Regions from separate parts of the Mus musculus genome. Here all the other regions are linked to region 2. Evidence: chromatin loops called from intact Hi-C (ENCODE). Cell type or tissue: left cerebral cortex. All regions are shown on one strand. Each heading gives the region's core, and the rest is flanking DNA. Links, peaks and the distances in the headings are about the cores only.

Region 1 (4,845 bases), core at 588-4,587, 210 kb before region 2:
CTCTCCTCTTTTTCTGCTCCTCCTCTTTCTCCATTCCTCCTCCCCCTCCACATGCTCATAGTCAGCCTCTTCTCCTCCTCCTTCTCCTCCTCCCCTCCTCTTCTTCTTCCTCCTCCTCCTCCTGGTGAAAGTGTCCAGTACTGTCAACATTAGCTCCCTCTTTTGCTAACCCACAGTTATTTTAAAGCTCTCCTCCCCGTCCTCTTCCTCCGCTCTCCGCCTCTGTCTCCGGCTCCGTCTCCATCTCCCCACCCCTCCCCTGAATAAATTCTATTCTATACTGTACTGGCCTGTGGCTGGTCCCTCAGAGGGAGAAGGGATGCCTCCGCCTGGGCCCCACAGAGGCACCCCGTGCCTCCACACCTTACTACACTCTACCACTCTACCAAACAATTCCTTCTCTCTTATCTTTTTATAAAACACAACAGATATGATGGTTGGATAAATGGAGACCCAAGGTGGTTTATAATTTACTTCCAGATATGAAACCTTACAGTACAGGTTACACAACAAATATCCTAAAATGTTTTGGCACAGCTTGCTTGACCCATACACTTTATCTTTACTGGAGAGCCTCTCGAAGTATTATGCTGTCAAAAAATATGTTACCTTGTGTAAAATACTACCTTTTGTGCCTGCTTGTAATCTAGCCCTCTTTTGCTAACCCACAGTTATTTTAAAGCTCTCCTTTGGAGCTATGACTATATTCAATTAGCTATACTGAACATTTTTTATATTCTATGCACTGTACTGAGCATGTTTATGTATTGCCACAGTCCTCAGAACAACCTTTGTAAGTGATCATCATTATTACCATAGAATTTAGGTTCCAAGAGGAAAAGTAATTTTCCCAAGGTCACTTAAAAACCATAGATCACTGAGACACTCTGTTCCACTCGCAGGATCTTTCTGTCCCATGCAATGATCTCTGTGCTCTGCCCACACAATAAGATTGTGGCAGTTCGAGAAATGGACAGAGTGCTATCTGGGGCATTCTGTTATTTCTGGCTTCCTCCTAGATCACAGACTCCTACACACTTAAAAAGAACAGTAGCGCCCAGCTCTGTGGCTAGGATCAGCCAGAGCCCAGCTAGTGAGCATGGACACAAACAACAGTGTGATCTTCTTGTAAATAGCGCATCTCTCTTCCCAGCCTCCCGTCCCTGACATGGGGACAAAGGAACAAGGGTAGCTCCTGCTGACTTGGCACTGTGGGAAATGGGACCAGCAGCTGTCTTCAGCTCAAGGCTAAATCAACAAAGAGCCTCCTTCTCCTTCAGGCTTTGAGTTTGAATTAGCTCCGTATGACAACAATGTTTCCACCCAGTGCTGTTCCAGACTTTGTGTCTCTAAGGCTGATAGGCAAAGAACAGTAGAATCCAACTTGGATCCACTTTAGAAAGGACTTGGTGAAAGTGTCCAGTACTGTCAATATTAGCTCCCTTCTTGGTTGAAAGGGGACAGTGTCTCTCCTCTCTGTATATCTTGGGTTGGCTTTCTTCAGAGTGAGTGTAGACCCCCTGGCTCTTCCAGAATACCAAATCTCTCCACCCCTTTACTCCCAGGCTTCAGACTTACACAGTCTTTTAACATCCAAAAACTCAACAAGAGAAGGATCTTTTGTTCTCACAGGAGTCTGGAAAGACTTGTAGCTGTGTTCAGGAAGATAGGACATTTCAAGGGCCAAGATTGTCACACACTGTTACTATGAAAAGAATGTGTGTTTACACCCCACCCGCACCTGGGGAGAGGCAGTGGGTTCTCAAAGGAATATATTTTATCAGACAACTTTTTAAAAGTTTTTTTTTTTTTTTAGAAGGGAACAGGTGTGCACTACACTGGAAGGGATTAATAAAGCTGACACACCAGCAGAAGGTAACACTGTTGGCTGAATTAGCAGGGAATGCCAAGCCCATGGGAGGGGGACGATGGCTTAAAATGTTGAGTTCGAGGCACCTGTAGGACATTAAAATGGGGCAATTTCTTGGAGAGGGAGATGAATCAGGAGCATAGGAAGATTGATGTTTAATATAAAAGCATTAAATCATAAAATAGATCCATGCTATAGTATGGACTAAGAAGTTTCCAAGTGGGGAGGGTCTTCAGTTCATTCATTCATTCATTCCTTGGGAGTGGCAGCTCAGCCAGATTGCCTCAAGTTCCAGGCCACCCTGAGCTATGTCATGAGTTCCTGGCTAATCTGAACTATATAGTGAGTTCAAGGCTAGCTCCAGTCAGAGAGCAAAGCAGAGGATGATGATAACTGTAAGAAAAGAGGATGATGATAACTGTAAGAAAAGTGAGGTAGAGAAGATAGACCTTGATCCCCACAGGTTGAGACTGATTTATTGCAACAGCGAGGGGCCCCAAGCTTTCTGCTGTTGCAGGTTGAGCCCATTTACAGACATTCTCTCTCTCTCTCTCTCTCTCTCTCTCTCTCTCTCTCTCTCTCTCTCTCTCTCTGTGTGTCTCTCTCTGTCTCTCTCTCTCTCTGTCTCTCTCTCTCTCTCTGTCTCTCTCTCTGTCTCTGTCTCTCTTTCTGTCTGCCTCTCTCTGCCTCTCTCTCTGTCTGCCTCTCTCTCTCTCTCTCCCTCTCTCTCTCTCTCTCTCTCATACTGTTTGAGAGCCCAAAATATTGTTTGTGAAACAATTAGGCTGGGACTAAGCAATTCTTTATGGCTAGGGGCTGTTGCCCAGTAAACCCGACTCAGCTTCTCATGACCTGAAGTTACCTAGTATGTTGATGGGGAGTGGTTGGAGAGGGAAAAAAAAGGGAAGAAGGAAGAAATGGAGGAAGGTGTAAGGGGAGGAAGAAATGGGAAAACGGAAAGAGGCTGGAGAGGAGGAGATGAGTGGAGGAGGACTAATTCTCATTTATTTTAGAAATCTCCAGACATTATTGAACACTGCACAAAGCGCCATTCAACTAGAGGCTCCTCTGAGCTCACCTGGCCGGCCCCACTGCAGGGTGACGGCGCGGGGAACTACAACTCCCAGCGTGCCCCGGGGCTGGCGGAGCCGTGGGCGTGGCCTACAGCTGCCACAGCAGGCGGGCGGTACCGAGTGGAGTCGGCGGGGCCGAGCTCCCGGATGTGGAGACGTTGGAGCGGCGGCGTGGGAGGAAGATGGACGCGCTGGAGAAGGGGGCCGCCACGTCGGGGCCCGCCCCGCGTGGACGGCCGTCCCGGGGCCGGCCCCCGAAGCTGCAGCGCAGCCGGGGCGCGGGGCGCGGCCTAGAGAAGCCGCCGCACCTGGCAGCGCTGGTGCTGGCCCGCGGCGGCAGCAAAGGCATCCCACTGAAGAACATCAAGCGCCTGGCGGGGGTTCCGCTCATTGGCTGGGTCCTGCGCGCCGCCCTGGATGCGGGGGTCTTCCAGAGGTGCGCATGTGCGGGAGCCGGGCCCGGGTCGGGGGTCGGGGGTCGGGGTCCCCAGGCCTGACCCTGGGTCGCCCCTGCTTGATGGGCGCCTGTCACCTCTGGGCTGCGCAGACTGCCGGGTGCTGCAAGGCCCGGGAGGCAGCAGGTGCATGAATGGAGTCGAGTTGGGGCTCCCCAGCTTAGAGAGTCTTCCCTCACCTTTGAGAAAAAAATATTCTCTGGCTGTGAGGCTGTGAGTCAGCACAAAGAGGAAATGGTCCCTACGTGTGTACGAGGTATGACTGTTTTATGGGTGTGAATGGGTTTAGCCTACCTCTTGAACTTTGGCCTCACTAAAGGCAGTTTTTATCTCTGCATCCTCTCGGCCTCCACCGGATTGATCAGGAGTTACAAGTTGATGCCATTCATCAAAGGAGGGAGATAAAAATCCTTTGCCAACAAGGAATTTAAATGCCCGTGCTAGCTGCATCCAAATTCTGCTTGAATTTATTGCTACCTTTTGATGATTTGGCTTTTAAGATGATTGATTCAGAAGGCTATTGATTTCCCCATATTATGAAGGCAGATTTTTTTTTTCACCCAACTGACATTGTTTAAAGATGGGATAGCAAAAGATATAAATGTATGAGTTTTCTTTGTGTTTTGACTCAAAGGAAGCTCTGGGTGGAGCTAAAGAAACAGCTGGCTTCTGAAAATAACACGTAATAGGAAGTGTGCTGAGGAGAGATAGGGGAGTATCGTGAATTTGGTTCAGCTCAGTAAACATTTCTTGAGCCCCACTTTTTTCCATACACACGCAAGGAGATAGCAAGACGGTCCGTGCACAGTTCTATCCCTTACGGAGCTCTCGATTGGTTTTTGTTTGGTTTTGTGTTTTTAAACCTCTCAGAATGCAGACTGCAAAGGAGTGAGAAGTTAATTATGTATAGGCCACAGGGACAAAGTAACATCTATGAAGGGAAAAGAGTTTGAAGTCATACTGACCATAGATTGAGAACAAAATTATTGTTCATGACTCTCAGGTCCCATGTCAGGAAATGACTTTCAGAGTGGATTCAGAAAGGGTACTGGTAGAACTGGAGAAATGGCCCGGCGCTTGAGAGCACGTACTGGTTTTCCAAAGGACCCAAGTTCAGCTCTCAGCACCATTGTTGGATAGCTCACAACTGCCTGAAACTCCGCACCAGGAGATTGGATATCCTTTTCTGGTCTCCACAGGCCCTTGGTCTCACGTGGACATATTCACACTATACAATCTTTTAAGGGGAGTGGGAGGGTAATTGATAGAGGCGATGGCTCTGGACAGAATGCTTGCCATGTAAGTCTGAGGAACTAAGATCTCATTCCCTGAGCCCACATAAAATCCAAGTGAGAGTCTAGTGCATCTGCAATTACAGCAGGACAGGAGAATCTGGAAACTCAGGGGACAGTCAGCTTGGTGTACCCAGTGAACAACGAAAGAGAGA
Region 2 (4,845 bases), core at 575-4,574:
GAAGCCCAACAGTCAGCCCTGCTAAGGTGGAAAAGAATCGTCTTTGTGTACTTTCAAGGACAGTGGAATTACTTTAAAAACTAACAATGGCAGAGTGACGATGGTCTGGTGAGGAAGAAAGAGAAAGACCTCCCCTCTGAATTTGAAAGGAAACATTCCTCTAGATTCTGGAAGAACTGTCTAACCTCTAGCTTTTCCAAAAGTAGGGAAGGAGGGAAATGACTTATTTTTAAAGATTTTTGCTTTAGACCTTAATAGCAGTGGGACAGGTTTCTATTGGCTCTTGCCTGCCTCTCAGCTCCTCCCACAGACCACTACCAGAAAAGACCAGCAAGGCAATAAATTGGCGCCAGAGCTGAAGATGAGAAGGCTCTGCCCCGGGGTCCCGGTGCGGTCCTGGTCCGAGCCGGCCAGTTCCCCCAACATGCAGGTAACATGCAAAGAGCTTGTTGTCTGCGCTGCAGTCTAGCTACCCAACTTCTATTGCAAACCTGTCTTCTGTTCCTCAAATTAGCACCTCCCCCAAGAGGAGAAACTACCAGCTGGAGAACCCTGTGCTGTCCTCTTTCAAACGCGGCCTTGGGTTTTGTTTTCTGAATCCAAGCCCTTCCCTCACGTACACCTCCCACAAACATTCCTGAGACTAAGACAAAAGGGGGGACTGGTGCTTTGGAGTGGTAAAGAGTCCAGCACCTGGGCACCTGGACTTCGTCGTAGATAATGAATGACCTTGGGCTAGTAACTTGTTCTACAGAAGAATTGGTCAGAAGAGAAAATATGTCATCAAAAATGTGTTGAAATTTCAACACAAAAATCGTGCAGGTCCGATCCTTAGTGGGTCATGGTTCCGTGCTCCGGACTCGCAATGGACACACTGCGCAAAGCCACGGCGAAGGCCTGGCTAGTTTTCATGGTTTCGTGACTGGAGGTTTGCCCATCACTCCTGCATGGTTGATTTGTGTTACAAACTGCCCCGGAACGCTTCTTAACCTACTTCTAGCTTACTTCTCTTTAGCACCAAACATCTACGGAGGCTAAAAAATAAATTCTCTGAAAGTAACAGTCTCTAAGTTGTTCTGGGTCTCCCTTCCCACAGAGATGGGTCAATTGCAAATACAACACAGACTAGGGACAGACCAAAAAAATCCTTGATTTTGCAAAGGTACCTTGAAACGTCTCTTGGGATGAGGGATGGGACAGAGACCCTGACTTAAGTCTCTAGGTTGGGCACGGCACAGAGGGCACAGGACAGAGAAGCCTCACAAGCGACCCTGTCTTCTGCACACTAGCAGGAAGGGATGCTGGAGGGGAGCAACGGCCAGCAGTAGGTACCTGAAGAGACTGGCTGACGTCTGGTTCGTCCTCCAAGCCGTCCGCTGTGCCAGCACCCCTTGCACAATCTCCTTCTCGTTGGGCAGCCGGTAGACAGGGAAGATGTAGAGCCAACAGAGGACCACCACACAGAGGGCACTGGCTCCTACGGGTAGCCGGGTACGCGGGAATTTCCGAGCTAGCATGGCCATGGCCCCTCTGGACGTATGTAGGGCCCGCCCGCAGGGGCTCATCGCAGCCTCGATGTCCCAGGGTCAGTGTACCCTCAGCACAACGCTGGACAAAGTGGCAGTGAAGGATGCTCCAGTGGCCGGCCCCCCATGCACACACACCTTTGGCTTTCCAGCTCGCAAACGCACGGCTGGGGAACCCCCACGCCACGGCCCCAGAGGTCAGCTACAAGGATCTTCGCCAATGCAACTTTTACTGGGATGTCTTGCTAAAGGAAGTGGCCTCCGGGCAAATCACAAGCCTTAGTCTCTTTCCCTGCAGGCAGCGGGCGATGAAGGAGTCTAAGAGCAGTGGGGCCGGTGGCTCCCGCCCTTACTGCAGCATCACCGTCGCCCTCGGCTGGGGTCCTGGAAGAGGCGCGGCTGGCTCCCGGACGTCTGATGGGTTGTGTCCCTTCCAGAAAGAGATGCTCCTGCGCCCTGCACCGCCCTTTCCCCGCCTCCTGCGCCGCCGCGGTGCCCGGCACCCCCCAGATGCGCTCTCCGCGCCACACCAAGTCCTTGGAAATTTCCACGATGGCCCGGGACCGCTACCCCACCCCCGGCGCCTCGGCCGCGCCCGCCAGGACCCTCACTCCGCGCCCCTCACGGGCAAACCTAGAACTCTCTCTCATCAGTTCATTCAGCGGTGCGCCGCAGCCTTCTGCTGCGCCCTGGACTCCGCAGACACGCGCCCCGGGATTGGTGGAAATCAAGGTCTCCCCCGCCCTCCCCCACCCGCGAAATTGCCTCCCGTGACCTGCTTGGGGCCGCGACGCTAGCCCAGGGTGCAGGCCCCTCGCCGCTGCCCTTGTTCTCTGCAGAGGGAGGCAGACAATAAGAGCAGCAGCCCCTCTGGTGCGTGCATGCACACGCGCATATGTCTATCCCGGAGTATGCACAGATTGGGGACCCGCACACCTTGTGCCCAGGCTGCTGTCTCCCTCTCCTTTCTGCAATTGATTGGTTATAACTGAGCAGTGAGGAGGCTGGCGAATATTTATTCCTTCCTCGGCTCCCTTAATCAGATCAGCCCGTGCTGAGCTACGATTCCATGCACGCACTTGCGTGCACGCGCGGGCGCGAGCTCACACGCTCAGGCACGCACATACACGTCCGCGCGCGCGAACACACACACACACATACACACACACACACACACACACACACACACACACACACTGCTGCTACTGGGCACAAGGGGAGATGCATGCACACTGGGATCCACCACCTTGCCTCCACCCTTCCGAGAACAGAGGGGCATCCTCATATGCTTGTGGCTGGTGTTCTCCCGCAGACCTTGGAGGAGATAACGCCTCTGTAGACTAAAAAGCTGTTTATTCTTAAAAGGCTGCAAAGGCAAGCTTATCACAACCACGACCTTGGAAACGTGCAACCCGCCTGGACCCGCCTAGAGGAGAGACTCACAGTAAGCCATTTCTGCTCGCCCTAGCAGAAGTCGGAAAAGGCTCGGGTACCTCCTAGCGGCAGTCTCTTCTATTTGCTTAAGCATCCTGTGCAAGGACAAAGAAGAAAGTCTGCAGCCTCCAAAACCAGCTAGCTTAGTCGTCACAGGACTGAAATCTCAGGCCACAGTTCCATTTGTTCAGCCAAGAGCAGCACTCCAGACGGCCCACAGTGACTAGTTTGTGCCCTGCAGTCTTTTTTAGCACCTTCAGTAGGGAGAGGTGAAACTTGAGACTTTGGTGCCAACCAACCTCTACCAGCATTGCAATGCTTTTCTTAGGAAGACTGCTCAATGCTCCCCAGTGGAACCAAATACCGTTAGTTAAAATAAAGACTGCCCTTGCCGCTGATAGAAGCAAATAAAGACTGCTCTTACCGCCGGGCGTGGTGGCGCACGCCTTTAATCCCAGCACTTGGGAGGCAGAGGCAGGCGGATCTCTGAGTTCGAGGCCAGCCTGGTCTACAAAGTGAGTTCCAGGACAGCCAGGGCTACACAGAGAAACCCTGTCTCGAAAAACCAAAAAAAAAAAAAAAAAAAAAAGACTGCTCTTGCCGCTGTTAGAAGCTTGCTGCTCTTTTAGAGGACCTGTATTCAGTTCCTAGCACTCACTGCGGGCAGGCAGCTCACAATTACATATCTGACTGGGGAGGGGGAGGGGAGGTCTTCTGAAGGCACCTGCACATACATATACAAACCTCCACACCATTACAGGCACATAATTTTAAAATATAATAAATGTTAAAATAAAATGAAGATCCCTCTCACCCCAAACTTCCTCTGTTCTAGGAAGGCAAGATGGGGACATTTGCCATCTTTGAGGGCTGTAGACACATCATCAATCACTTTTCCTCCCTATAACTTAAACAAAGCACAAATGATCCCAATTTCTCTTCCTCCAGGTCTCCATATAGCTGAATTTACAGTAAACGAAATAAACCTACAAGCAAAAGATCATACAGGGATCATGAGGACCCATGAAAACCTTTCCCATTTAGTACTGCATTACAATGTAACACACTGTAGTACTGCGCTACAATGTAAACACTCTGGCCCCTTCTTTCCCAACCCCTGGGCAACCTTTATCTGATGTTACCCTCTGGTTCTCAGGAGCATTAACAATGGCTACAATGTTATTTTCCTCACCTTTCCAGGTCTTCATGGTGTCATGTCTGTCAGCATATAGTAGCCACAGTCTTAAATATGTTTTTCCTCCCTTCCTACATACAAATCTACTGACTCATTCAAGGATAAGTGGCCATTAAATTCTCCCTGGATAACATGGTAGTCCCAGACCACCTAAAACACTAGCTTCCGTGCCAGCAAGACATTTCAATGGGTCAAAGCACTTGCCACCCAAGCTTGGAGACTGGAGTTCTGTCCCCAGAACACGTCATAGAAAGAGAGAGTTGAGTGCTGAAATGTGTCCTCTGACCCTCACATCTATGCCATGACAGGCTCACTCATACTCATTACACACACATACAATAATAGCAATGGCAATTAATAACAACAATAATAATAATAAATAACAATAATAAAATGATGATGATGCTGTCTTTGTAGTGTATTGCTCAGGGGTCTGTAGTTCCTGTTCTCATTCCCTTTGACCCACCCCAGATACTTCTGGAAATTTCTGATTGTGGTCAATGTTTAGACTCTCAGATGAGCTTTTCTGTTGTAAGCACTTTCGTACAGAACTCTTCCTCAGCCACTGGGACCTAAGACTGTTCTACGTGAGAACTCCATGGGCCTTGTCTACATGACTGGGAGAAAGCAGGGAAGGTAGCTTTCATTCTTCATGTCGGCTCAACTGCCAATGCAAACCTGTCCACATGC
Region 3 (4,845 bases), core at 285-4,284, 87 kb before region 2:
CACTCTCCACTGTATACTTTGGAGCAGGGTCACTCACTGAACCTGAAGCTCATTAATTCATCTAAACTGGCTGCTCTATAAGCCTAAGGCATCCTCTAGTCTCATCTCCCTAGCTCTGGACTTATGGAGATGCCTAGCTTTTTAGGTAGATGCCAAGAATTGAACTTGAGAATTCCTGGTTATAGCATCCCTGGGTTCCTGGCTCATAGTTATTCCCACGTCTTTGAAACTTCGGGGTTCATCTCAAAGATTCTCCCAACCTCTCAATGTTCCTTTGCTTCCTCAACAAGACATGTTTTCCTTTTCCACACTATGTCCCAGATAAGCTGAACACTGTACTGAGGGGCCATGCTTAGCCTTCAGCTCATTCATTATTCTACATTTCCCTCACCCCCGACTCCACAACTCCACCCTGAGTGGCCCTGTCCCTTGCTCCTCCTTTAACTCCATCTGCACCTCTCGCTGCAGAGCCCACTCTAGCCTGACTAGGTTTCATGATGTGTCTCCTCACAGGGTTTCTCTCTAGAGCCTTCCCTTGTGACACTCCACCTTTCTTCCTCCTTAGCTAGGCAAACTCTGCCCCAAGGCAGTCACTTGCTGTGCCCTCGAAGTGTCTGCTCAGACACAGCCAGCACAGGGTGGCCGTCTACAGCCTGAAGGTGTCTTACCTTGGGTCAAGCTCAACAATTTTTGTCACTGTCCTTCACCAAAGCTCACTCCCTGTGCTGCTCACTCCTTAACCAAGCTTCCTTCTTATGTCAAGTTCTCTCCCTCACCCTCCGTGCCAGTTTCAGTCACACACAGACAAATCCCCTGACTTTAAATTGCACTGGCTCTTTCAAATACTTCTGTGGAAAACTAAGAAGAAAAGAGTACACTCGCAATGACTAAACAGAGTTAGTCCCAAGGAAAGAGCAGTTTTCAAGGTCTTAATCACCCAACTGTATAATTTCCGGGAAGATCTGAGCCCTCATGTGTAGGTCCCCCCCCCCCATGCCCCCATTAGCAACAAAGCAGTACCTCTGCTAAGGGAGCCTGCTGAGCTTTGAACTTTCTTGGGGGAAAGTTCCCTATCCCCCCCCCACCCCCTTAGTGCACTCCTAACCTCTCTTGTATACCAGTTTGAAGAGAAGCTAAAGATAAGCGACAAGAAATTAATTGCAAGCCACTAAGTTTGAAAGGCCCGGGGCTTATGGAAGGGTTAGGGAAAGGGAGAGAAGTCAGAGGCCACACTGTGAGTGCTCTCTCTTACCGCATGACAAAATTTGCTTCATCTATTTGACGGCCACAGCCACTCATCTTCAGAATCCCACCGTTTCCCACCACCGCACATTTCTTCAATGGCAGCTGGAAGGGGGTTGCCTAGCAACAGAAAACAAGGCGGGTTTTCACTGCAAAGAACACACAACTGCTCTGAAATCATTATTGACAGCAGACCCCAAGGAATTTGAAGGAAGTCCCAGCAGGGCAAAAAAAGAGTATCAGGAAGAAAGATGTAGCTGATTTGTTGGGAAACAAGGGGCCTGATTCTTTTGGGAGGAAAAAAAAAGAATAACACAAAACAGAAACAACAACAAAACATCCCTAGAATATATTTAAATGTAACATTCTTTTTTCTTTCTCAAATTGAGCACCTAGCACAGGATGTTTGCTAGGGAAAGCAGAAAAGTCCAAACTAAACACAGGATTGTTTCTAAAGCCATCAAACAGGACGAAGAGTCAAAGGAATTCTGTTTTTCTGTGTGATTCCAGTGACACGGCAGCCATTCGTTCTCAGAAGGTTTCTGGGTGTGTCTTAGGCTAACTGCTGGGGAAAACCAGAAGAACACAGAAGTGTCTGAGGCTTCAAGATTCACAGTGAGAAAAATGAAGAGAGTACGGGGTGACGAGAGTATAAACTCCCGCCACAAACTAAACAGTACCACGAAGGTGCTGACTTTGCTGAAGAGAAAGCCATGCCAACTGTGGCATGCCACCAAGAAGGAGTAGGTGGTGCTGTGCTCCAGCACACAGACAAAAGCTTGTCACTTGAAGAATAAGAGGAGGGCTAGGGTGATCACTCAGTCAGTAAAGTGTTTGCCCGGCAAGCATGAGCCCCTGAGAGTAAGCCGCTCTTGTACTCACACTGGATATGACTGTGTGTACTTGAAATCCCAACATGGAGGGGGGGCAGGTTGAAGACAGGGAGATCCCAGCATTCACTAACAAGCCAAAATCATCAGCTTCAGGGTAAGTGCAGTACCCTCCCCCCAAAATTAAGATGGAAACAAACTGATAAAGACACACAAGGTTGACTTTTGGACACACACACACACACACACACACACACACACACGCATGTATTCATAAAGAGAGGCAATAATGTTTGCTGGAAGAAAACGAGCTACTATAAGGAGAACACCCTAGGTGGTTCTGGGTGGAACTCAGGAGCCATCAAGGGACAGGTGACTTGTGTCAAACCAGACAACATGTGACTTTCTCCTGTAAATATCCAGCTAGACTGCAAAGAGAATGTTCTGTGTGCCCAAGTGCTCCAGCCTAGGGCACTATTTATAGTGTCGGGGAATATGGAAACCCATAATAGTCCCTGAGAGTGAAATGAATCATTTGGCCCCTTCTAGCTGGGTCAGCAAGAACTGCCAGGTACCAGAGCTCCTTGAAGTGACTGGAACAGAACATAGTTGTTGGAGTTCTTGGGGGAAAGACCTTGTAAACACATGACTAGTCTAGGAAACAACTAGATTGAAAGGCCATGCTGGCTGAGTGGTATACAAATAACACAGACTATATCAAAGATAAAATGGAATTAGCTCACGAATATACAGTAGAAGGTTCTTGCCTAGGCATGAGGTAATAACTCAACCAGGAAAAAAAAATTCCCAAGAGTCTCTGCTTTCATTGGTAGCTGAAGGAAGCAATTAGTCTAACGTGAGATTTTATTCCCTTCATTTCTAGTAGTAAAATAAGCAGCCAGAGCTACGTAAATACTGGCAATAAATATTGGTGGTGTCTGAAGCATAATGCCTTAGTATTTGTCCACTGGGAGAAAAGAATCGCCTGCATTACCACTGCAGTGATCACCCCAATAAACGTCAGAGTGGGGTGTCTGAGGAGAGGCTGGCAGCGGAGAACATCTAACAGCTTCACTCAGGACAACATATACTTCTCTTAGTCATTCCTCAAAGGCGCATTTGGAACCAACACTTGAACCATGGTACTATCTATCATATCAGTGAGATGGAGAGCTAAGCTCGGATGCTCATGTAGGCTGGTGCGTATACTCCACCAATGTTTGCTGGGACCCCTGAGCGGTGGAGACCAAATACAAACCTTGTGCCCCTGAGACTCACACTATGCTGGAGAAAATAGAGAAGGATGAAGGAATGTGGAAAGGTAAACAGTGGAACAGACGGTGAGGTGGTCTTTGGAGAGAGACAGGGAACTGGCATGAGAGAGTCCAGAGACTTCCTGAGAGGAACTGCAAGGTCAGCAGGGTGACCAGCCACGCACATAGGAAGCCCCAAGCAGATGTGTGTAGGACTTGAGAATGTGTGGACATAGATCTGGGTAGGTCCCTGGTTGTCGTCCCTCTCCCCTCTGTGCAAAGACCCTGAGGAGGGAACATTCCTGGGATGAGATAGAGGGGCAAGAGCCTCTTTTGTCTGCAGACTACAACGATGAGTCAGCAGGACGAGGGGAGGAGGAAAGGGGAAGAGTAAAGATTCCAGTGTGGAGCTGAGTGAGCGAGCCGGGTAAGGTACCATGAAGACAGTGGGTTTTATTCCAGGATGAGAGCCAAGACTACAGAAACAGCCAGGGAGGTAGCATGATGATCCGTGCTGAAGTGTGAACAGTTCAACGATGTCTGGCCAGGGAGGAGTTTTCAGTGATATCCCGGGAGTTTAGTGACCTGAAATAGGGTGACAGAGGTGAAGAGAGCCCTCCGTTCTGGAGGGATTCCAGAGGAAGTGCCAAATAGATTTGCTGGTGTTCAGAGAGGAAGTAAGAAAAGAAAGCAGACGAAGAAAGGTCTGAGGGAAAGGTGACTTGGTCTCCAGCATAGGACCAGCTGTTTCCTGCACTACAGAAGATCACAGCAGGGGAGAGTCTGGGGGACTGATTAAAAGCCCAGTCTTGAGAAAGTCAAGTGGCTGGCTGCCAAGTGGCCTTGTCCAGTAGGTGACCGAGCAGGCAGGGAGCCGGGTCTGTGTGGAGTGAAAGGTGGAGAGAGACCAAGTATTTGGATTTAAGAGCCAAACGTCAGAACAGAACAGAGAAGAGGTCTCAGGGAGCCTAGCAAAAGGAAGGCAGTGACTGAGAAGGAGGGAAGGAAGCTGAGTGCTCCTAAAAGATGAAGGGCAATAATGCTGAACCTGCCATGGGGCTGGGCAACATGGAGGCCACGGGTGTCCTTGACCAGGAAAGGAGCAGCAGTAAGAAAATTGACCTGAGTCTGCTGATGTGGAGCTATATATACACATATCTACTCAGATATAGAATAGAATAACGAATACCAAAAGAAAAATGCTGTCAATATGTGAATACACCGTAAGGGTCTTATATAGCCCTGTCGTGATCGTTAAGCCAGGGGAGAAATTTCAGGCATCCCCCCACTAATAGTAGGATTTATACATGCAAGCTGCAAGCCCCTTAGTTGTTAAAGGGGAGACCCTGAGGGATAGAGTCATTTTGGTTGGAGGCACGACTGCAGGAATCTTCAAACCAAAAGCATGAAGAGAAGAAAACAGCAGGTAGGGAGAGGCTGTGAACACACAAGCTGGCCTCCAGTAAGGCCGGGCCTCCAACAAGGCTGTGCCTCCTAACTATCCCCAGACGGTGCCACCA
Region 4 (4,845 bases), core at 578-4,577, 150 kb before region 2:
GGTGCTGCCACAGAAAGCTATGTGCCTTCATGGAAGAGAGATCTAGTTCCCGGAGGCAGTCTGGACAAACAGAAAGAGGGCTGCGTTGGTCGAGCACACTGGGGGGTCAGTCCCCAGCCCAGCAGAAACCAGCTGCGATAGTGCATGCCTGGTACTCAGAAAGTGGAGGCCGGGGGATCAGAAATTCATAGTCATCCTTGGCTACATAACAAGACAGAGGAAAATCGTGGATACAGGAGAATCTGTCTCAAACACAAATAGGTTAAATATATGCAAAATTAAAAACAGTATAAGACTTTAGACATTAATGACAAAACTGCTTTTTCTTAAGCAGCCAAGAGTAAATTACTAAAGATAATTGATGAGACTTGAGAAGATCAACACTCATGAGTTTTTCTGAGAATTTGGAGGAACTAGTGTGTGCACAGGTGCCAGTGGTGGGCCCAGCGCTGTATAGCAGCGTAGCTCCGTCCTGACGGCCACACAATTTCCCCTGCAGCCATCCCATGCTGGGTGCTGCCCAAGGACACTCCAACTTTCACACCCACCAATGTTCACAGCCCTTTGGTGTGTAGTCGCCCAAAAGGGACAAGGAAACACTCCAGAGTAAGCATGGTGGGCATTGCATTGTGTGACACATTCTTTTGATGAAATCAGCCCAGCTATGGAAAAGACAGTGCAGTGGTCCATTCTCCCATGGGCAGAGTCCTCAAACCCATGCTGCTGGGTGGAAAAGACAACACAGCTCAAGGCCGCCATCCTTTCATTGATTTATACAAAGTTACAGCTGTGTCTGGGGGTGGGAGGGGGATGGATTGGCAAGATGGAACAATGGAGCAATTCGAGGGGAAAGAGGAACCTGGGTTTGATTGACTGACGTGTATTGATTGCAGAGGGTTCATGGGAACGCACAGATGTCAGTTATATATATGTGTTAAATATGTATAATCTATTGTATACCAATTATACCTGAATGGGGTTGTTAAAATATTTAAATATTTAGAACCCAACAATCCAGAGGGACAGAGGGAGGGAGGGAAGGAGGGAGGGAGGGAGGGAGGGAGGGAGGGAGGGAGAGAGGGAGGGAGGGAGGGAGGGAATGAATTTGTGTGTTCAACACAATGAGGTCTTAAACATAAATTTTTATTGAAATGATCTGAGAGATGCCTTATACATTTTTGTAAGCCTTTTTAATGAGCGATTTAATTTGTGGCTTTCTAATTGTTGTAAAGGTTATTGGAAACATGCCATTATGGTGTGAGGTATTTTTTTCTTCTCTTTCTGTCTTTGCTTTTCTAGGTCAGGGTCTCATATAGCCAGGGGTGGCCTCAAACTCCTGCTCCCTGCCTCCAAATCACAGGCGCTGAGATTTCAGGCGTAGGCCACCACCTGGATGTTGGTTCTTTTTGTTTCATTTTTACTAGTTACTCCTTACCCATCTCTGGCTGCCCCTGTAGGCTCCTCCATTTTCCCTGTTCCTTCTCCCCTGCAGCCCTCACCCCATCCCCAGCCTTTTATTGTGTCATTTTCTCTGAGCCATAGAAATGTTCCGTTTCAAAAAACAAACCGAGCCTGACTGGCTTTTCTCCCAGGGCTTTATTTCCTTCTTAGCTGTTGGTTCTGAGGCATGTGCTGTGAGGACCGTGTGTGCAGTCCGGGAAACTTTTACACCTGGACTTTGATATTTCTCTTTAGTTTGACAGATTGGTCTCCTTCGGAGCCTTGTGTACCTTGATCAACAGTTGCTCTGCGGATCAATGCTCTGCGGGCATGGTGGGTATTGGATCAGGGCTCGGCTCCATCAGGGCTTGTTTTAACAGAGTCACACAGTGCTATTTGGTCTTTGGACTCACAGATGCCTGTGGATCCTCCCTCAAGGAGCCCCGTACCTCTGTTCTTACCCCTCCCACAAAGTCAATCGGGAAGGTTCTTCAGGAATGCAGAACCCGTTACTGAGCAGATTTTAAAATGTTTTCCCTAGCTAGCAAAAGAAACTTGACTTGATGAACCAGACAATATATATATATATTTTTTTTTCCATTTGCACAGGCTAGCCTCAAGCTCACAGTCCTCCCGTCTCAGCATGCTTGGTGCTGAAGTGAGTAGCTTACGCCATCAGGTTCAGCCCTGTTCTGCTTCGGCAATCCTTTCCACCTCTTTCCTAATCTCCTGCCGTTTTCCTTTACTCTCACTTGCACACTGATGCTTGGTGGCTCTCACTACAGGGAGAGATCTTCAAGGCCGAGTTCAGGATCGAATCATCTTTACAGTCCCCAGAGAAGTCGTGGCGCGTAAGTACTTATCCAGAGAACAGATTGTAAAAACAAGCAAACGGTTTGTCGATATTCTCATCTAGCACCTTGTGTGCTGGCGCCCCCTAGTGTCCGGTTTATGTCTAAAGACGCTCAGGTTAACGTGATTTTGAACTTATTGTCAAGGAAACCTTGTCTGACTGGGCCCTTTTATTTAAGATCTTTTCCCTCCTGTCGCTAAGGTTGACTGGCAGAAGAAAGGACGGCAGCAGGCGCAGGCACAGTCATTTTCCTTGATGGCAGCTCTCTTGTTTGGCAAGGTCTCTTCACAAATGCTTTTGCTTCACTCCAGTAATGGAGGATAAAAGCATTTTATTGATTCTAAAATAGACCCTTTTCATGTTTTGACATTTCTGAATTCGAATTGCCGCCTGCAATTGCTGCCTCACTTCTTATTCCTTAGATATGTCTATGGGCAAAGTGGCCACTTCCTACAGTCAGAAAAACTTGGTTAGAGGCATCTAGGATGCACGTCGGTTGAGTTGTGGACATTTATTTGGTTGGTTTTGTTGTTGTTGTTTTGTTTTTTATCGTTGCTGTTGTTCTGTTTTGTGGTTGTTGTTACATTTAAGCCATTTCACGATCTTTAAATATTAATAATTTTATATGTCCATGTATAAAGTTATAGACCGTTATCCATACAAAGAGGCAGGGGGATGATATGAAAGGGCATAAATTAGTATAAATTTGTTATATTTTGCAGAATGCACTGTCTACAGTGAAAAACAATCAAATTGTACAACCCGAGAAGAAGAGCTGATGGTGGCCGGGTTCCTAGAGAGATGCGTTCAGATGCAGTTTGTCATGGACTCAGAAGTGCCACTAAAGGTGAGGGAAGAGTATGACAGCCTTGTGACAGTCCCACTGAATAAACGCTTTTAAATCTAGTAACAGGGGATTGGTGTAACTGTGCACTTGTCATGGAAGACTGCCAAGATGTCCATCTGTCAGTGCCTTCTTGTTCTAATGTGTGTATGTGGGTGTGGCTATGTGTATGTGGGTGTGTGGGCATACAGATGTGTACAGAGCTCAGAGGACAATTCAAGGGTCATCCTGAGAGCACCACCCAGCTCCTTTAAGAACTCTTCTCTCTTTGTCTTGGAGCTCACATTAGGCTAGGCTGGAAGGCTCCTCCAGGGATACTCTTGTCTCTCCCTCCTTGGTGATCACAGGAACACAGCACAGTGCTCTGCATGGTATATGGGTGCTGGGGATCGAACTTGGGTCCCTGTGGTTGCGAGGCCAGCACTTTACTGACTGAACCACCATCCCCTAGCCCATGTTGCCAGTGCCTTTTTAATATGTTTATACAGCTCTCTCTCTCTCTCTCTCTCTCTCTCTCTCTCTCTCTCTCTCTCTCTCTCTAGTGGTAGGTGATTAATTTGGAGAGATGATAAAATCTAGACAGAGATTTCTCAGTCACATTGATGACAGTAAAGGCATTAAGAATACAATTATGGGCACCAGCTCTATAACTCAGCCTATTGCTATGAAAATATGTCTGACTGCCAGTGACCAGCAATTATCTTCCTCCATTTAATCTAAAGCCACATGGTATTTTAAAAATGAAACTCCTTTCAAAACTGCCTCTGCCTATAAATGTCAACGGGTGGGGCAGCTTTTCCTTCTGCACCACACAGTTCGACTTATGCTGCGGTTCACGTTCACGTGCATTCAATGTTAAAGGACAAGGAAATGCTCATCCAAGGCACCTTGTCAACCCTGGCCAGCCCTGCGGTGACCTTCGGCTCAGAACCCGGGTTTGAGCCTTCAAGGGCAGCAAGAGCCTCAGTCAGCAGCTTTCCAGGTCCCAAGCTTGTCTAAGGAGAGGCAGATTGAAAGCTCTCAGAAACCTGCCTTCTCAGAAACCTACCATCCTCGGGAAGGGCTAAGCCAAGGAAAACAACACACCTGAACAAAAAAGCTCATCTGTCACTTAACACTCGGTCCTTGTTTAATTTTTACTCAGCCTAAGGCAGGTCTTGCTGGCCTGCTATAGATCTGTCTGGCCCTGAAGAATGTCTCTGAAGTGCTGGGGTCACACGCTTGCACCACCCAACCTGGCTGGATTCAGACTTTAAAATAGGGGTGCACCGTAGGGGCAGTGGGGCTCCCGATCTGGTTGTAAAATGCTACATGTTAAACATCAAGAGAGCAAATGAACGGGTTACAAATGGTTTCTAGGACTGAAGACAAAACGAAAGAAAGAAACAGGAATGGCTAACAAAGACTCCAAAAAGCACCCAGCACCCTTAGTAAGCGGAGAGAAGCAAGTTAGAATCCTTTGAGAGTTCATCTTACTCCGGACAGAAGAACAACTACAAATTCGGGGAAGGGTTAGGAAAATGGAGACCCTGAACCACTGTAGGTGGAGTAGAAAATGGCATAGCCATGGCGGAAGTCAGTATAGAACTGCCATGTTATAATTAGTTCTGGACGCACACTCCAAAGACCCCACACCTTACATCAGAGGACGGATAGCCCGTCAATGGTCACACTACAGGGATGATGGGACCAGCCTAGATGGCCTTCA
Region 5 (4,845 bases), core at 547-4,546, 110 kb before region 2:
ATTTCCTCCAGAGTGACAGCATCCTCTCCCGTGCCCAGAACCCACTACTTTGGAAACAGAATCAACCGCCAGTCTTGACCCTCACTTTCACATAAACCCTTACAATCCACTGGGGTGTGAATTCTCAGAAGTGTCCTGCCACTCCCCAGGCACTTTCCTCCCACAGGTGAAAGCAGAACCAGAATGTGGCTTGTGTAGAAGCACAACATAGTACGTCCAAACTTGTGAATGAAATCTTTGCGTGGGAACTCAGCACCCTGTAAGCTCCGGCAGACTGATTTCCGAAGAGCTCTACTAAAAGCAGATACTCTAGAATAGAAGTTACTTCCAAACCCTGGGTGAAAGCAGACAAGGCAAGACAGGTGTCATTCACATCCTACTAGGAGTGAAGAGGGCCCTTCTATTCTTAGTACCATTTAACTCTTCCTGGTTACGAAAAGCAAGCTGGTAATTGTTTAATGGTAGAAAATTAGGCAACAAAATTAAGTACAAAGCAGTATACTTGACATCTATTGAATGTATAATAATACATATTGAGTGATGGCAGAGACATAGATTGGGGTGGATACAGATGATATAAATGTATAAACAGAGGAAAAATCGTAACGACCAAGCAAGCCTGCCATCCAGAGTCAGCTCCATTAACATGCTCATTTCTATCTTGTGTACACACTAATAGCAAGAATAAACATGTACACACAGGTACATGTGAAGAAGACACTCACACGCATGCACACACAAACGGGGGGGGGAGCGTGAGAGAGAGAGAGAGAGAGAGAGAGAGAGAGAGATGCCTTCGTCAATGTTTCCATTTTCACAGCTAGTAAGAGAAACAAACAAACAAACAAACAAAAACCCATACCCAGCATTTGCTAATTCAACATGTTTTAGTGTCTCTAAAGAAACACAAGACTCAAGACTCCTTCAGAGCAGCTTTCCCCTCAGGAGGTCCCTTCTGTCTCTGTGGACCTTATTAGCTCTCACCACTGACCCGCAGTTAGAGTCACCACTGCAATGAGGCTGGCTGATCTCAGACCCAGAGCCCCTATCTGCGGGGGCAGGGCCGACGCCTCTGACCTGTGACCTGTCTACTATGCCAGAGACCCTCATCTGTTCTTGCTCAGCTGTGGCCATCTACTGTTCTGTCAGTACGTTTGGTGATTTGTATTTTTCTTAATGGAAATATGGAAATGTCATGATGTTCAAAATGGTTCATTAGGGTACAGAGAGTGAAATGTGTGCCTCAAGGTTTATTCTTGGATACCCCTTGCAGCCTTTATGACAATTGCTGCTTTTATTTGTGAATAATGTTTTGGTTTGGGGGGGGGAGGTTGAGAAGATACATCTTTAAAAGGCTTGTTACTGGCACACACACAAACACATAGATATACAGACAGACAGACAGACAGACAGACACACACACACACACACACACACACACACACAGAAGGTTTTTCCATGGCAGACATGAGTTGTGGATAGTGACAACGTAGGTACAGGGAGATTGAATTCAGAGCACGTGTTTGTCTTAGGTAAATATATACACAGTTATAGGTATTTTTATGTTAAAATACATAATTCTATAGAATATTATTTAATATCAATAGGTAAATAAGCTAATTCTTTTATTCTATTAGTTTCTTTCCTCATGACTGTGGTCAAACACCTTATAAGAAGCAACTTCATAGAAGAAAAGGCCATGTTTGTTCATGATTTGAGGATACATCCATCAAGACAGCCTGTGTCTGATATACCCTCTCTCCCCATCAACATCATAGCCACGCTGATTTGCCAAATCAGCCCTCACCTGTAAACAAGGAAAGATAGAGTGAAAACAGGAAGAAGAAAGAGAAAGAAGACCTAGGGTGGAACAGGAGATGATGTTAAAACGGGAAGAGGAAGACCCTAAACAAAGAGCAGGATGAAGTCAGGAGATCCAAGACTTACATCATATAGAGTTCTTGAGGTACAAAGGAAAGGGGACAAAAGTCACTCCCTTCCTTTCGCCGGTCTATTCCATACCTGCCATGACGAATGCACACTGAGCAGAGAACACAGCAAAGAGGCGGCCACAAGAAGGTATGTCTCACTGGCTGCACTCAGCATCAACGACTAATTATACACTCGTGTATCTCACCTCCAATTATTTCCAACAGTTACTGCCAACAGCAGCCCCGAGCCAGCCCAGCAGACTGTGATCCTGAGATCCAGTCACTGGGCAAAAACGGAGCCTCGGAGTTAATTATATTACAGTTGTTGGAAACAGAACATCTATTTTCATTGCATGTGGTGATGATCCAAATGTGAGCAAGTTACATCAGCGTTTAGAGGGAACTCTTTTCCCTGCCCACACCTATTTTGGATACTGGGCAAACAGCAGTTTCTCCCAATCTGTCCTGAGAAACTGTCTGCTTAGGCAAAAAAAAAGTAGAGTAATACATATATATATATATATATATATATATATATATATATATATATCCAAATAAATTTTTATATCCAAATACATACACACACATACATATCCAAATATATTTCCGTATCCACATACATACATACATACATACACACACACACATATATAATATATATATATATATATATATATATATATATATATATATAACTCTATTATTTCTCTAAATTATAAATAATGCCACTATTCTTCATCCATTTTTCAAATCTAGGAAAGAAAGTTTGATAAAAAAACAAAACAAAACAAAACAAAAACAGTCCAGGCCATACTCTAGCATGTCCTAAACTCTAAACTGCAATGTGTTAGGGAAAGAGAGCAAATATATGTATATTAAGGGTAAGTGTAATAAAAGAAAACAGACCAAAAAGTTCTCTTAGCTGCATTTCTCACTGCTGGACAGAATACTTGACAAGAACAACTTAAGGAAGGAAAGGTTTACTTCGGTTCCTGGTTAGGGCATCGTCCATCTTGGTGGCAGGGACGTGAGATCGATACCCAATCCCGCCTGCAGCCCAGAAGCCTGGAAGCAGAGAGAGAGGAATGTTCTTGCTCAGTGGCCTCTCTCTTTTCTATGCAGCCTGAGGCCCCAGCCCACTCAATGTACCCACACTCAGATGTACCCACACTCAGATGTACCCATACTCAGGATGTAGCCACGTTCAGTATGGCTCTTCCCACCTCACCTTCCAGGCGTGCGTGCCCAGGTGCTTGTCTCTGGGTGACTTTGGACAATGCCAAGTTGAGAGTATGAACCAACACAGTATATTACATTTTAAACATATCAGTCCACAGTTTTTAATGGGCTGGGACAGACAAACTGTCAGTCATTGTCTTAGTTAGGGTTTTACTGCTATGAACAGACACCATGACCAAGGCATCTCTTATAAGGACAACATTCAATTGGGGCTGGCTTACAGGTTCAGAGGTTCAGTCCATTATCATCAAGGGGGGAACATGGCAGCATCCAGGCAGGCATGGCGCAGGAGGAGCAGAGAGTTCTGCATCTTCATCTGAAGGATGATAGCAGAATTCTGTCTTCTAGGCAGCTAGGATGAGGGTCACACCCACAGTGACACACCTACTCCAACAAGGCCACACCTCCTAATAGTGCCACTCCCTAGTCTGAGCATATACAAACCATCACATTGTCAGACTCTCATGATGCTGAGGCAGAGCCGGCCTCACAGGCTAGAACCGCAGGATCCTCTCTGTTCCATCCCAACAGCTTTCTTTCAGGAATTGATTTGCATTAGAAAATATCTAATTTGGCATAAAGGAAAATTTCTAACATTTAGGAAGAAAGAAAAAAAAAAGCCACTGTCGAACTTGGAATTCTTGTCACAGTTGACAGGAAAAGCTATCTACTTAAGATGCTAAAGGCATTTTTTAATTTAAAGTAGCAGGTGACCTAGTTACTGGTCAGTCGGGGAGAGGGCAGATGCACACTATCTGTGGAACTTTCTAAATAACCGCTATTGTTTTCTTTTCCTCCATGCTTGATGCGGTTTGAACGTGAAATAGGCCCCCTCTGTGTTTGGTTCCATGGCCCTATTTGGGGACCCTTGGGAACCTTTAGGAAGCTGAGTCTCACTGGGTGAAGTAGGTCTCAGGGGACAGGTCTTGGTGTATCACCCAGCCCCACTGCCTGTCTACACAGATTTTGAGTTGCTCGGATGTGAATAAGCTGCCTCAGGTTCCCATGGCCAAAGCTGAGGTCTGTTCCTGCCACTGTGTGTGTCATCTCTGTCACAATGGGAGACAGATCCTCAAACCTCAAGTAAACTCCGCCTTTCTCCAAGAAGGTGCTACTTACGGAGTGTTTAATTAACCACAGTAATGAGGAAACCAACTAATGCAACGGATATAATTAATTTATTTGCCTACTAACCTTAAATAAGATTCTATGTAACCATGTACTTTAACATATATATGTATAAATGTGTATGTATATATATCCATATAGGTATCACTTGACAAACACAAGGTCTGAATTCAAACTAAACTAGCTCCTTATTCCCCTGTGCCTACCCTGCCACTAGCCACACAAGTTATGTCTGCAGCGGAAAAGCCACATGTGGCGTGGGTGTTAACAAGTCTTTTAAAAATATCTCTTCCCACCCCAAACAGCAAAAACAAAGCCACATGCATATTTATTCTCTTCTCCTGCTTGCCTTCATTAATTCCTGTTTTTATTGAACTAACATTGTTTGCTGGTCTTGATGAAAAATGATTATCATAAAATTAATTCATGATCTTTTAGAAAAGATTAAAGCTATAACTCAGAAAGGGAAGAAGGGGAAACCACAAGTGTTTGGCAAACAGAAGCTGCCTTGGCTCTAACAGGAGAAAGGCAATAAAAACAGTTTTGA
Region 6 (4,845 bases), core at 503-4,502, 190 kb before region 2:
GAGACACTTTTGGAGATTGTCTGAACAGTAACCCAGACTCATCCAGAGAACCTCAAACTTCCCAAAGCAGTTGCAGCCAGATACCATGGAGAGGCGATTGAGTGGTGTCTGATAAAGCCAAGGATGGGCTGTCGGGTGAGAAGCACTTGGGGTTGCTGGCAGGGCTGCTAGCAGGCTTTAACAGGATCTGGATCTTGGGATCCAAGCAAGAGAATCCCCATGGCCATAGGCAGAGGGGGAAGAGAGCTACTGGAAACTCCTTCCTTACTCCTCAGAAGACTGCGAGCCAATGTGAAGGCTCTTGTCCCTCAGCTCAGGAGAATCCATTATAAACAACAAAGATGGCTTCATCAAAGAAGGGAGCAGGCTGGGAACACCACAGGAGACAGGACCAGAGCCCAGGAGGAGTCCTAGGAGACTGGGGCAGCGTAAAGAGTGATCATTTCAAAACAGCCCAGCTTCTACTACACCCCAGAAGCTCACCGAGTCTCCAGCAAAGTAAGTGATTGGCATGCCCTGCCCTGACACACACACTCACTCACACTAAAAATGAATTAAAGGGAAATAGTGGAATTCAAAGACATGGAGACAAAAAGGTCTATGACACCAAGTCAAAAGAAGTAGAGCATAGATAGGAATGTAAGCAAAACAGACGAAATGTGTGAAGCAATGATGGCCAGAAACCTTCCAGGTTAATGGAAAGAAAGCCGTGGTGGGATCTACAGGCAGCAGGGAGAACAACCCAGAAGAATGAAGATCACTCCAGGTGGGCTTCATGGGAGCAAGAACAGTGGCCTATAATGTCGGAATTCCTATAAGAATGGCTTCCAATCTCAATCTACATCCAATGGGATTTTCATTCAAGATTAAAAACAATAACAATCCTTACACACACACACACACAACAACAACAAAACTCTTCATTGCCCAGGAGAAGAGGAGAGGGTGGTGGTGGTGATGATAGTAGTAGTTTAGAAAGAAGAAAATGCCAGAGGTAGATTACAGTGATGGCTCTAACGCAATAACTGTACAGTGTTTATGCAGTGATGGCTATGTAATAACTGTACAGTGTTTAAACAGTGATAGCTATGTAATAACTGTACAGTGTTTATACAGTGATGGCTCTAACGCAATAACTGTACAGTGTTTATACAGTGATGGCTATGTAATAACTGTACAGTGTTTATACAGTGATGGCTATGTAATAACTGTACAGTGTTTATACAGTGATGGCTATGTAATAACTGTACAGTGTTTATACAGTGATGGCTATGTAATAACTGTACAGTGTTTATATAGTGATGGCTATGTAATAACTGTACAGTGTTTATGCAGTGATGGCTATGTAATAACTGTACAGTGTTTATGCAGTGATGGCTATGTAATAACTACAGTGTTTATACAGTGATGGCTATGTAATAACTGTACAATGTCTAGATAAGGGATGCTAAGCTGAGCTATGGACACAGGATGAGGTTGATGCATATTCATAGGAAAATGAGTCCTGTGGTGGTGTTTAAGGGTGTGTTGGGATTCTTTCTAAACATACATGTTAAGCCTCCAGACAATCACTGGAAAATACTCGCTTATAGAGGCTGAAAAGATGCCGCACTTCCTGCTCTTCAGCAGGTCCCAGTGCATTGCCAGCATCCATGCTGGGTGCCTCGGTGGCTCACTGAGAGCTGGTAAGTCCAGCTCCAGGGGATCTAACACCATCTTCTGACCTCCACAGGCACCTACAGACCAGTGCACGTACACACATGCATGCACTGACACAGATGCACATAACATTTTTAAATTAAAAAAATAAAGTAAATTCAAAGGATATGCAGAGAGCAGAGCACTTGGGGTTCCACCTTACCTCCGGAGTTGCTGAGCCCCTTCCTGGTCCCCAGCAGGGATCTCTTTCCACCCTCCACACCCTCCTCACTGCTGATAGCTGAGCACTAGCTGTGTCCCCTACTTTCTACCTGTCTTAAATATGCCCTCTTTCTTCACAGCTGGTTGCTCCATATTCATGTGTATTTTAAATGACAAAGATCAGAAGAGAAAGCCAATCTGTTTACTGTCACTATCTTGTTCCAAGCTGGTGGGTACCTTAAATTACACATGTCACCTCTTAGCCTGAAGGACACATGCCTCTGCTTGGGGGAGGGGGAGATTGCCTGTAGACAAACCTCTTGTGACTTTGTTCATTCACCCAAGGTGACTCGCTCACTTTTCATACACGTTCAGTGACTGTTTGGCTACCTAGCACTGTTGCCTTATTGCTGCAGACCATAAAATTAACCTCTATATATCTTTTCTTTTAATCCACACAGCTCTATAAAGGAAGTATTTTTCTTCCTCTATTTTATAGATGTGAAAATTGAGCGATAGACAGCTATAACTACCGGGGGTCAGACACTAGGTGGCAGCTCTAGAACATACTAAGGCAGCAGATGGGCGATTGGTAAGGCTTCTTCGGAGATGGCCCCTCAGCCAACACCAAAGCTCTTAAAACAACAATTCACTATAATTAATAATTGTGCAAATATGTGTGCTAGCCCTCCCCTGGCGTGAGAGGTGTAGAACCCGGGGCTTCGGTCTAATAGTCTGCATATTAGGAAAGCCCACTCAGTGGTCTGTGCGCACGGAGTTGCTAGAACCCTGTAGTTGAAGAAGTTGGAATAAATACAACAGGGTAGGACTCAGGCTCAGAAACTGTCCCATGCCCTCGTTCCTCAACACTCTCCCATGACAATCGTCCTCTGGTTCTCAGTCAGCCTCAGACATCGATTGCTACCAGCCCTCTCCTACAGACCCAGACCTGTTCGGAGGTGAGGTTCCCAGTGCTGACTGGCCACGTTAGTATTTCCAAGATGTATAATCCCTGGCCTTCATGACACCCTGACCCCCAAACAAACAAATCACGAGAGCATTCATGTCCATTTAGCAAAAAGCCTGATGCTCTGACAGGTAGAGAGCAAGACAGGAAAGTCGGGACAGGATGTGGCTAAGGAAATGTCACCATGCTGCTATACACGGTGCTTCCCATAATGCACTGGTGTTCTGTCATCATCTTCCTGTCTCTCTGGGGTCTGTTCCTGGAAAGGCACCTCAATTTAATGCAAGGGGATGGCTTTCCCAAACCTCGGCCATTTGCTTCACAGGAAATAGTGAGGCCTTCAAGTTCCCTTTCTTTGATTTGTGCATTTCACATTTGTTATAGCAGAAACCCATGTTCAGACAAAGCTGTGCAGAGTGGAACAGAAGAGAGACCAACGGCTAATGTGAGCACACCATGCCTTGTCTGTCCAGGGGAGTTGCAGGCAGTTCATGCCCAGCCGTAATTAGCCCTTCACTTGATTGGCACCTCTGGAGGCATACTGTGACAAGGCTTGTCACCCTCTGGCCTCAGTTTTCTTTGCGTTCGGAGTTCCCACCGGTCTTTGGAGTCTCAGGGGAAACATCACTGAAGCCTAATGAAGGCTCACAGCTCAGGAGCTGACCATGCCAAACAGGATACAATTGACCTTCATTAGGAACAAAGGAAGAAAGAAACGAGTAATATTAATAGTATCCATTTGCATAATTGCCTGATTGAAACATTTCTGTCTGGGGATGAATAAACTCACTTCTCAGTCTAGCCTATGCTACCTAGCAAGGGTTAGTTGACCACCCTCATTTATTTTAATTAAAATCCCACTTGGGCCAATTACTCAGGAATATACCCTTTCTCCCCAAAGCCTGTCTAATCATTAGAGGGCATTGTCCCACAGCTTGGCTGAATGTCCCCTCAGCGGTCAGTGACACCAATAGATGCTGGTGACAGGCGATTTAAGTAATGGAGAATGACTACAGACCACTGTTTGCTTTTCTCTATGGGAGCAAATTCTATGTAAGTTAATATAAACTGCCGAAATAAAGAGCAAATTTGAAATGAGACAAAATCACGGTTTCATAAATAAATAAATGTATACACACATATTTATCCTGTTATTGAGTGATGCAGGATTTGATCCTATTACGTTCAAAGAGTCTCCTCTTTTATCCCAAAGGTAATGGTGATAACAGCCCCAAGATTACTAAGGGTTTGTAAGCCCTCCTGGCTGACTACCACTAACGCTGAAAACTTGAAACTACTCCTGCATATGTTTCAAAGAAACTGGGGGAGGTGGAGAGAACCCAAAAACCTGCTGATATCCATTTGCCCAAATCTGTTTGTTATAGTTTTGAGATGACAGCCTTCACGCTTTGGGAAAGGAATTATCCAGATTCTCTTTATCTAAATGGAATAATAATTAGTTGTCTCTAATTAGCTTCCTAATTGGCTACTTGTGGGGCTTGCTGAATTGATGGCTCATTGGCTCCTGTGTCCTGTAGCTTTTCATCCAGAGAAGGAAGCCACGGGAGCCACTTCCATAGCCTACTCTGTGGCCTGAGAAAATTCCTCCTTGATCTGAACCTGCGCAGAGAGAGCCGGGGGCGTTAATCCCTTTACGAGGCTAAAGTAAAAGGCAATGGTGTGAAAATTATCTAAACTCAGTATTAGTCCCCCTTGGCGCTGATGTGCAGTTGGTTGATTTTTATTGGTATTTTATAAATGTGTGAAGAATTTTTCTATTTGATAGTCTCACATAGTACAAGAGGAGATTGCCAGGAAAAGATAAGGTTAAGGAGGCTGGAAAGATGGTTCAGTTGGGAAAGTGTTTGCCACGCAAGCCTGACAGCCTACGCTCTGCTCCTCAACCCCCATAGAAGTCCAGGCACAGTGGTGTGCTTATAATCCTCACAAACGGGGAAGACAGAAGCAGGAGGGCACCTGATCCTTGGGGCTCACTGCTCGCTGAGTCTTAACTGCTA

Evidence for each region. A loop is a pair of places that touch in the nucleus more often than their neighbours do. Peaks named below come from ENCODE experiments on the same cell type or tissue, not always from the same donor. Only the 100,000 strongest peaks of a DNase experiment are listed, where the experiment ranks them.
Region 1: it touches region 2 in a loop (9-fold over the local background); 3 of 42 quality-filtered maps call a loop at or near these places.
Region 3: a loop joins it to region 2, with 2.5 times the contacts of the local background. A loop is called at or near these places in 15 of 42 quality-filtered maps.
Region 4: a loop joins it to region 2, with 4 times the contacts of the local background. A loop is called at or near these places in 8 of 42 quality-filtered maps.
Region 5: it touches region 2 in a loop (2.3-fold over the local background); 8 of 42 quality-filtered maps call a loop at or near these places.
Region 6: a loop joins it to region 2, with 5 times the contacts of the local background. A loop is called at or near these places in 16 of 42 quality-filtered maps.

The regions. Positions count from the first base shown.
Region 1 is chr6:142,753,648-142,758,492 of GRCm38, forward strand. Cmas (cytidine monophospho-N-acetylneuraminic acid synthetase) reads left to right here and starts at 3,039. Exons shown (of 8, transcript NM_009908.2): 1 at 3,039-3,379. The coding sequence starts at 3,126. It overlaps LOC115490443 (a long non-coding RNA gene), which reads left to right and starts at 3,661. Exons shown (of 2, transcript XR_003956544.1): 1 at 3,661-4,845. In left cerebral cortex, for the core only: no CTCF peak of the experiment used is centred there; DNase peaks (open chromatin) are centred at 1,076, 3,047 and 3,562; H3K4me3 peaks cover 1,845 bases; H3K27ac peaks cover 1,103 bases.
Region 2 is chr6:142,962,204-142,967,048 of GRCm38, forward strand. St8sia1 (ST8 alpha-N-acetyl-neuraminide alpha-2,8-sialyltransferase 1) reads right to left here and starts at 2,249. Exons shown (of 5, transcript NM_011374.2): 1 at 1,333-2,249. The coding sequence starts at 1,565. In left cerebral cortex, for the core only: CTCF peaks have their summits at 2,271 and 3,028; DNase peaks (open chromatin) are centred at 894, 1,444, 2,026, 2,240 and 2 more places; H3K4me3 peaks cover 2,796 bases; H3K27ac peaks cover 2,471 bases.
Region 3 is chr6:142,875,396-142,880,240 of GRCm38, forward strand. It overlaps St8sia1 (ST8 alpha-N-acetyl-neuraminide alpha-2,8-sialyltransferase 1), which reads right to left. Exons shown (of 5, transcript NM_011374.2): 3 at 1,253-1,362. Among named protein-coding and RNA genes, the nearest start is that of Gm7457, 64 kb to the left of the region's middle. In left cerebral cortex, for the core only: no CTCF peak of the experiment used is centred there; DNase peaks (open chromatin) are centred at 2,016, 3,749 and 4,140.
Region 4 is chr6:142,812,452-142,817,296 of GRCm38, forward strand. It overlaps Gm7457 (predicted gene 7457), which reads left to right and starts at 1,780. Exons shown (of 7, transcript NR_045707.1): 1 at 1,780-2,098; 2 at 2,226-2,291; 3 at 3,016-3,140. In left cerebral cortex, for the core only: a CTCF peak has its summit at 2,387 (motif pointing left); DNase peaks (open chromatin) are centred at 2,354 and 3,325; H3K4me3 peaks cover 547 bases.
Region 5 is chr6:142,848,427-142,853,271 of GRCm38, forward strand. The region is part of intron 4 of St8sia1 (ST8 alpha-N-acetyl-neuraminide alpha-2,8-sialyltransferase 1); the gene reads right to left. Among named protein-coding and RNA genes, the nearest start is that of Gm7457, 37 kb to the left of the region's middle. In left cerebral cortex, for the core only: no CTCF peak of the experiment used is centred there; a DNase peak (open chromatin) is centred at 2,247.
Region 6 is chr6:142,777,122-142,781,966 of GRCm38, forward strand. No RefSeq gene overlaps it. Among named protein-coding and RNA genes, the nearest start is that of Gm46981, 4.2 kb to the right of the region's middle. In left cerebral cortex, for the core only: a CTCF peak has its summit at 2,413 (motif pointing right); a DNase peak (open chromatin) is centred at 2,424.